Regions from separate parts of the Homo sapiens genome. Here all the other regions are linked to region 2. A link is a loop called in an ENCODE intact Hi-C map of the cell type or tissue named here. Cell type or tissue: mammary epithelial cell. All regions are shown on one strand.

The links. A loop is a pair of places that touch in the nucleus more often than their neighbours do. Peaks named below come from ENCODE experiments on the same cell type or tissue, not always from the same donor. Only the 100,000 strongest peaks of a DNase experiment are listed, where the experiment ranks them.
Region 1: it touches region 2 in a loop (14-fold over the local background); 9 of 110 quality-filtered maps call a loop at or near these places.
Region 3: a loop joins it to region 2, with 8 times the contacts of the local background. A loop is called at or near these places in 15 of 110 quality-filtered maps.

The regions. Positions count from the first base shown.
Region 1 is chr5:41,863,312-41,865,811 of GRCh38, forward strand. The region is part of intron 1 of OXCT1 (3-oxoacid CoA-transferase 1); the gene reads right to left. It overlaps LOC102723752 (a long non-coding RNA gene), which reads left to right. Exons shown (of 3, transcript XR_925956.4): 1 at 1-2,500. Among named protein-coding and RNA genes, the nearest start is that of OXCT1-AS1, 5.5 kb to the right of the region's middle. In mammary epithelial cell, no CTCF peak of the experiment used is centred here; no DNase peak of the experiment used is centred here.
Region 2 is chr5:42,655,809-42,658,308 of GRCh38, forward strand. The region is part of intron 3 of GHR (growth hormone receptor); the gene reads left to right. Among named protein-coding and RNA genes, the nearest start is that of CCDC152, 100 kb to the right of the region's middle. In mammary epithelial cell, a CTCF peak has its summit at 1,046 (motif pointing left); no DNase peak of the experiment used is centred here; H3K4me3 peaks cover 249 bases; H3K27ac peaks cover 992 bases.
Region 3 is chr5:42,582,219-42,584,718 of GRCh38, forward strand. The region is part of intron 2 of GHR (growth hormone receptor); the gene reads left to right. Among named protein-coding and RNA genes, the nearest start is that of GHR, 160 kb to the left of the region's middle. In mammary epithelial cell, a CTCF peak has its summit at 1,234 (motif pointing left); a DNase peak (open chromatin) is centred at 1,283.

The sequences.
Region 1 (2,500 bases), 790 kb before region 2:
ATGGTAAAAACACTTAAAAATCTCTAAGCAATTTTCTAGTATAAAATATATTATTAACCATAGTCGCCATGGTGTTCCGCAGATCTCTTGAATTTATTCCTCCTAAATAAAATTATGTATCCTTTGACCAACATCTCACCAACCCCTCACCCCCAGCCTCCATAACCACCATTTCACCTTTCTGTCTGTGATACTATCCCCCTCTTCAAAAGCCTGGCGCTTTAAGTGACTCATACTTAAAAGTAGGATGGATATTTTATCCACAGATTATCACTGAAGTCCCCTTGTAACAGATGTCTTCTATTACATAAGGGAAAGTTCTAACTCCATCATTTGTGGCCACCCAAAAGAATGAAAGTAGAAAGAAAAGTCCATATACTGGAATTCAAATTCATAGCAATGGTGTCATCAAGCATCAGTTTCTGGTAACCCAATCTTCCATTAATCAACAAGTATTTACTGTAAACCCACCATGTGTCAAGTCCTGTACTATTTATTCCAACACAGTTAAGTATTAAGACATGAGCACTGCTCTCTAAGAAATTAAAGCCAATATGAACAAAACACATACCTACAGAGTTGGGCCCCAGGTTCAATCTTAAATGTCAAAGAATGCCTCCTAGAGGGACAAAAACACCTTACAAAACAACTCATCCTCCTATGGGGCTTAAGGTTTATGGAGGCTACATAAAAGGAACAAACCATTATCTACAAGGAAGGTAAGTCTAGCCTTACCACTGTGTACTATTTGGTCCCAAATGAGTCACCTAGTGAATATTCATGAGCAATCAGTTGTAAACTTTTCCCTTTCCCCTACTTCATCCACACTATGCACAAAAGAAAACAAGAAAGCAGATTCTGTAGCAATCATTCATACTCAATATCACCTCTCCTTTATTCTCACTATACAGCCAGGCTAAAAAGAAAGAATAACATCTGAATCCTGATATACTGCTACCTTAACATGCCAGTTATGAGCTCACATCCACTGCCTAACAGTCTCCCAGACAGACACAACCTGAAGTGGTCAAGGTGACAGCATAAATATCCATCATTCTTTTCTTCCCCTAAAAATATGCCAGCACACTGCTCAAACCCTGAGAAATAAGTCTAGGCAGAGACAGAAAGGGCTTGAGCCACAAAGAGTTTTCCCTCTTTTCTATTCATCTGCTTCTGTTTTAAACATATATTTTTTAATATATTAGAAATTACAAGTGTGATAGCCTGAATAAACAGGCCAACAGAAGGATCGTAAGATAAAGTTGAGGATATCTCCTAGACACACTTAAAAAGTGCATATATCTAATCCAACCAATTCATTTCACAGGTCAAATTTTTGAAGCTTAGAAGGATCTTGTACTTTACCCAAAACTGTATTAAAGCAAGACCAGATCCAAGGTTTTATTTGGCCTTCTACCTCAGGGCCTTTCTACTACAATATGCTTCTCTCCATGTTTTTTGAAACCTCTCATACTCCACTTCTCATTTTTTGATATAAAATAAATCTTTGTGAGTGTTCTATTTCTTCCTGTATAACTCTGCTGTCATTACCTCCACCCAAAAGTGAAGAGTCAGGCCCTTATAGCTGGAAGGGGAAGAAAATTAAAGAGTTCATCCACAGCTCAACAGTCTGTGCAGTAAGATCACCCTAACTATTTCAATATGCTGAGAAACACAAATCCCACATAGAGAGGAAGTTGGAAGAAAACTCATTTCCCCTATATACCTATAGAGGCTTTTTACATTAAGGTATCCATTCCCTCAAGCATTTATCCTTTGAGTTACAATCCGAATACACTTGAAGCTATTTTTAAATGTACAATTAAGTTGCTATTGACTATAGTCACCCTATTGTGCTATCAAACAGAAGGTCTTATTCATTCTTTCTAATTTTTGGTACCCATTAACCCTCACTACCTCTCCCCTGCCCACAAATAAAAGCATATAACTACAGGCTTGTCAAGAATTCTATTTTTTTGTTTCATCTGATAGTTTTCACTACAGTTAGAAATTACCAAAGAGCTTGCCACACTCTCTGCAAAAAAATATACTTCAAAAGTATTTTAGGGAAGACATGTTTACCCAGATAATCAAAAGTTAAAAGCATAAAGTGAAGATGTTTTCCAGGTAATCTGAGAAGGGCTCAAGACAATGAAGAACCTGCAGGTACTTGTTTTTTTCATTATTCATATATTCAGTTAACAATATTTGTTGACATTTGATATCTATTTACTAACAGGTCAACTTATACTACAACAGATTGTATCCTAAGAAACCCAACATCTAGTTTAGGAGATAGTGTGCCATAATAGATCATGCTCTTGGGATCAAAAAATACCCTTGCTTCAAATTCCAATTCTGCCACAGTTGTATGAATCTAGGAAAATTACTTAACCACTGCATCTCTTTTTCATGGGGGGAGAAGGTATTTTAAGTTTACAAAAAGATGATAATTGTTTTCTAGGAATGTAGTAAGGATCAAATGATGTTATATACAGAA
Region 2 (2,500 bases):
AGTAGATCTTTATTTCAAATAGTCTTTGGGATAATTTCCTATTTTGGAAGACAGCTTATCAGATTTGGTTAGAGTTGATGAAAGCTTATTCTAGGGTTAAGAAAAGTATTAGCCCAGCCATTTTCTTATTGTTGATTTGGGCTTGCATAATTAGTTTTACCTTCAGTATGAAGTTTCTTTACATGAATCTTTTTAACTCACTTATTTGTTATACAATTATTAGTTAAATCAATTTTAAATCAGTATAATCTATCCACAAAATCAGTCATACAGAACCTGCAAAAAACATGTTCTAACATGTTACATGAAGAGGTAACTAAAGATACTACAAACAACCCCTCTGAACGGTAACACTCCCACTCTTCCTGCAAAATTCCTCTCATAGCAAATGCAACATGTGACTCAGACACAGGCTGACTGAAGGCTTTATGCAACTCTTACATGCTCAATATTAGAAAACTTTCATTTGTTTCCTATTTTATATAAACAACACATATAAATAAACATTTTAGTATCTTCTCATTACCCAGTGGATTGTCTTGCATGGTCCATTTTGAAGACAGTAAACTGTAGCCTCTATTTTTATTTAATTTCAAATACCTGTTTGCCAATATTCACAGCCAGCTCTTGTTAATGTTCTTTTCTGTCCTGTGAATCCTGATGTCGTATCTTGCAACATCACCTCTAAAGCCTATCTTTGCACTCCTGTCCATCCCCCATTCTCTATTATTATGCTGCCTCTGATGGCCAGAGAAAAAAATCTTGAAAATATATATTGTATTGCCCTACCTGGCGAGGAATCAGCAGTTATACAATTCAAAGTTGCAGCAATTCACCACATTGTTTAGCACCCTACTATGTGTAAGGAGGAAGCTTGATTTAAAAAATATATACAATCATGCCTTCTTCAAGAATGTTTTGGAGCATGCAAGAGCTTAATGCTCATGGACATTTACTTTATTCCAGCAAATTTAGACCCAATCTCTGTGTAGTTTCATTTTGTTTTCCATTTCCTGATTAACTGACTATATATCTAGCTACTTATTTGCTGCCATCTAGTGTAATAAAGTATGTTGATTATACAAGGAATTTTGAGCCCATTATGTAGTTGAATATCAGTACTCAAAATGATTCTTTTTTTCTGGTTTCTTATAAGTTTACAAAATGCCTAGTCAGGGACCTTTCTTATCACTGTAACCCTGAACATGGTCTTAATCTTGTGTCATAGAATCTAGGGCTCAGGATCAACCTTCGTTCATTTTCTATAAATGTGACATTTGGAAACTGGGTAGGGGCTTAGCAGTTGGTGGATATGAAGTAAATATATAAGAGTAATCATTAAGAGATCATCTCAGTTTAGTGACCATGATTTTTTCCTCATGGAGGCAGCAAAACACAGCATGGATTCTTACCAGTAGTGTGACCATGGGCAATTTATTTCTCTCTTGGAGGCATCATTTTCTTCATATCTAAAATGAAATGGTAGGTCCAGGTGACTGTTAAGGTCTCTTCTAGCTCTAAGAGTCTGTGTCTACATATAAATGATTTTCTCTGCCAAAGTAGTGTTTTTAGAGTCCTTTTTAATGCCAGAAATGAATACGGCTTCTCTAGTTCTTCTAAGTGGCCATCTATCCTTTGGTGATGGTTAGAAGTAAGCAGAGATCCTGGCTAGAAAGAGAGAGAGGAAAATGTGGACCATGATTTTATTCCTTTTATTCTTGAGAGTTGTCCAATGGGATATTGTCCACTAGTGGATAAGTAGATACTTGCCAATATGCACCTGACCTCTTCTCTTCACTCATAATGGGAATTTAGAAGTATAATACCTGTTATAATCAACTTCCTAATCTCTATCCCTTTTTTGTCACTCTATTTCCTACTGTAACTTCTCTATGAAGTACTATAAGTCTACAGTAACATACTGGTGTTTCCCTTTCCTTATGAAGTTTTATATAGCTACTCCAGTATATCCTAAAATGTTCCTTTTTCTTGCTTTTATAGTGGAGTCTTGCTTGTTGGCCAGGCTGGCCTCAAACTCCTGAGCTCAAGTGATCCTCCCACCTAATAGTAGCTGGGTATTCTTCTGAGTAGGTGGTCCTAAAATGTTTTATTTTCAGCTTATTTCATAGGTATAAGTCTTATTTTCCCAACCAGGCTGAAAACTTTTCAGAATCAGGACTTGTCTTTAGTTTCTCATTTTTTATGAGGGGATGTGGCATTATTGCTTAGGGAATTCAGATATTTCTGATAATAAAGATGCTTTTCTGTTTGTTCATATAAATTAGGGTAAAAGAGGAAGTACAAAACTATCTCAAATCAAGTACAGGACTCTTAATTATTACTAGCTATCTAACAGCTCATAGAAACCGATAAGTTTCTGAACCTAATGCCAAAAAAAAGCAACCTTACCATAAAAAGAAAATCCAAATAAAACTGAAAGAGGCAGTGGGCAGTGCTACCTATGGGAAGAAAACTTTGAAGTGGGAAAAATCTGGATTCA
Region 3 (2,500 bases), 74 kb before region 2:
AAAGAGGCCAGTCCCCAGTGAAGCTCCACCTTCAAGCCAGGGATGGCCGGAAGCCTTGTGGCTGAGCTATCAGTTCCAGGTGGAGTCCTTGGCTGGGAGTGAGAACTTATGGTGCTTTATCCAGGCCTTCCCATAGCCACCCATGGACCAATAAGCACACCCTTCCTCCCTTCTGATCTCATAAAATCCCTGGACTTATCCAAACTCGGGCAGATGTCGGGATGACCTGCCTATGGATAAGAGCTACCCACTTCAGGTCTCCTGAGAACTGTACTGTCACTCAGTAAAGTATTTCTTCACCTTGCTCACCTTCCAGTTGTCTGTGTATCTCATTCTTCCTGGATGTGGGACAAGAACTCAGGACCCACTTAATAGCAGGACTGAAAGAGCTGTAACACGAACAGGGCTGAGACATGCCTTCCCTGCCCACCACATTGTAGGTGACAAGAACAGAAGAGCTACAGCCCTTTGGGGAGCCCAGACCTGTGTGACACCCTCTTTGGGGGCTCTGCGGTTTCTGTCATCTCCATGCTCCCAGGCGTCACCACATTCCCCTCGTCCAGATGCAGTTGCCCACGGTGGAAGCCATTTGCGTACATCAGATGCAGCCGCAGGCTTGCATGGAGCTGGTGCCTGTGCTGGTGCCTGGAGCTGCTCACCCCACCACGGCAGCTGGTGTACCTGGCTGTACACAGTGGCTGAACCCCATGCTTACCCACTCACGTATCCCTCATTGCTCCACGCCTGGCTTGCCCTTGGCAGGCATGGGGTCCAGGCTGGTAGCGCAACCCGAGCATAGCCTACCAGGCCGTTGGCAGAACAAGCCCATTGGGCCCGAGCAAAACTTGGGCAAATGTGCCACCAGCCACAAAAAGGAAACACAAAAGTTTCCAGCTGGAAAAGCAAGACCTGAAGAATCCTGCAACAGAATGATGCTCTGGAGTGTTTTCTGTGTTAGGTGTGCTTGTTTGTTTGACTAAACCTCCAAACATGAGTCTGAAGATTAACCAGTTTGGGAAGCCTTGCTTCAGCTTTCTACTGACATTAAACTCCTTCTCCTCTCCCATTTCTGTCTTCACTTAGAAATGGAAACCCACTAATTACTCAAGATCTTACCTTTTCCATTCAGTCAACTAGGCCCTTGCACCCCCATTACTTTGCGTTCCACCTTGACAATTGCTATTGCCAAACATCGGCATTAATCTATTTTGACATCTTCTTTCCACCTGCTGCCCTCTAGTGGAAGTGCTGACAAGCAGCAAAATATTTAACTGGGAACAGCAGGAAAGTGACCAGTTTGAGCTGGCCAGTTCACACAAGTCAGCGCAGGTCCCCAGCATGATGTCTACAGACTACAGCTATGCCAGAAATCGTTAGGATGGCCTCCAGCTGTTTGGACACTATTTGCACACAAGTTACATTTAGAGCAGAACTTTGTAAAGACCCTGGCATTTATTCAAGGGCTTTTTAAAGGTTTCAAAAATCTACCTGGAAAACATTACCCTTGGGATATTTTTGTTTCTTTGTCCCTCATTTTCTTCTTTTGTCATTTACCCAAATTCTTCTTCTTGCAAAAGAAGGTGGTTCTTTCCTGCCTTCCCTAACCTTTGAATTTTCCAAATCTTGCAAAAAATAAAGATATATATATCTTTAAATAAAGATATATATATATATATATAAATTCTTACAGTTTAGAAGCTTCCAGTCACCAGGTGAAAGGAATTCACATGAACTGAAAATTGACAATGTAAAGGACACTGTGTTCTCCTACTGTTCCTCCAAGTCTCTTTGCGGTCCGTTAGTAGTCTTCTTTTTTCCAGGAGACACTGAAGTTAAGAGAGTTTAAGAAGATTGTAGTATGTCACAAAGCAAGTGGAAAAGCTAGCACTAGAACTCAGGTCTGGCTGATGGAAAACCCTTATGTATTTTTTTTAATGTGCTTCTTTGGTGTTTAGTGATTATTTAGTCTTCCGTGAAGTAATAAATAATAACTTGCATGGTAAATGTTATTAAGGCTCGAGGTACTAAATTTATAGCAAAAGTCATTCAGCTTTTTTTTAAATGAATGTTTAATAATCAGTGTGTCTCTGCATAATCTCCAATTACTCCTTTTAGCAGAGGAACATGGCAGGAATGCAGGTAAGTTTGGGTGGGAGGAAAAGACAGCAAAAGCCACAGCACTGATGCAAAGTTGAGACTAGATTTCACAGGGCAGATGCCGTATACTCCCTCAAGCTTTGAAGAAACTAAATAGTTATCTATGTTAACCAATAGGGCAGAACTCGTACTCCAAACACCGACATAAACCGTGTGTGTGTTTTGTGTATGTGTGTGTCTTCCCCCACAGCATTCTGCACAATTATTAACCCTTTTTGTGTAGTGGTTTTTCATAATTTTATCCTTGATTGTTAATATCATGGTAAGTGATGTGTTATAAATATATTTTTCCTTAAGTATCATAAACAATCTAAGATTTCATTTGGCTGATTTTTCTTTTCTT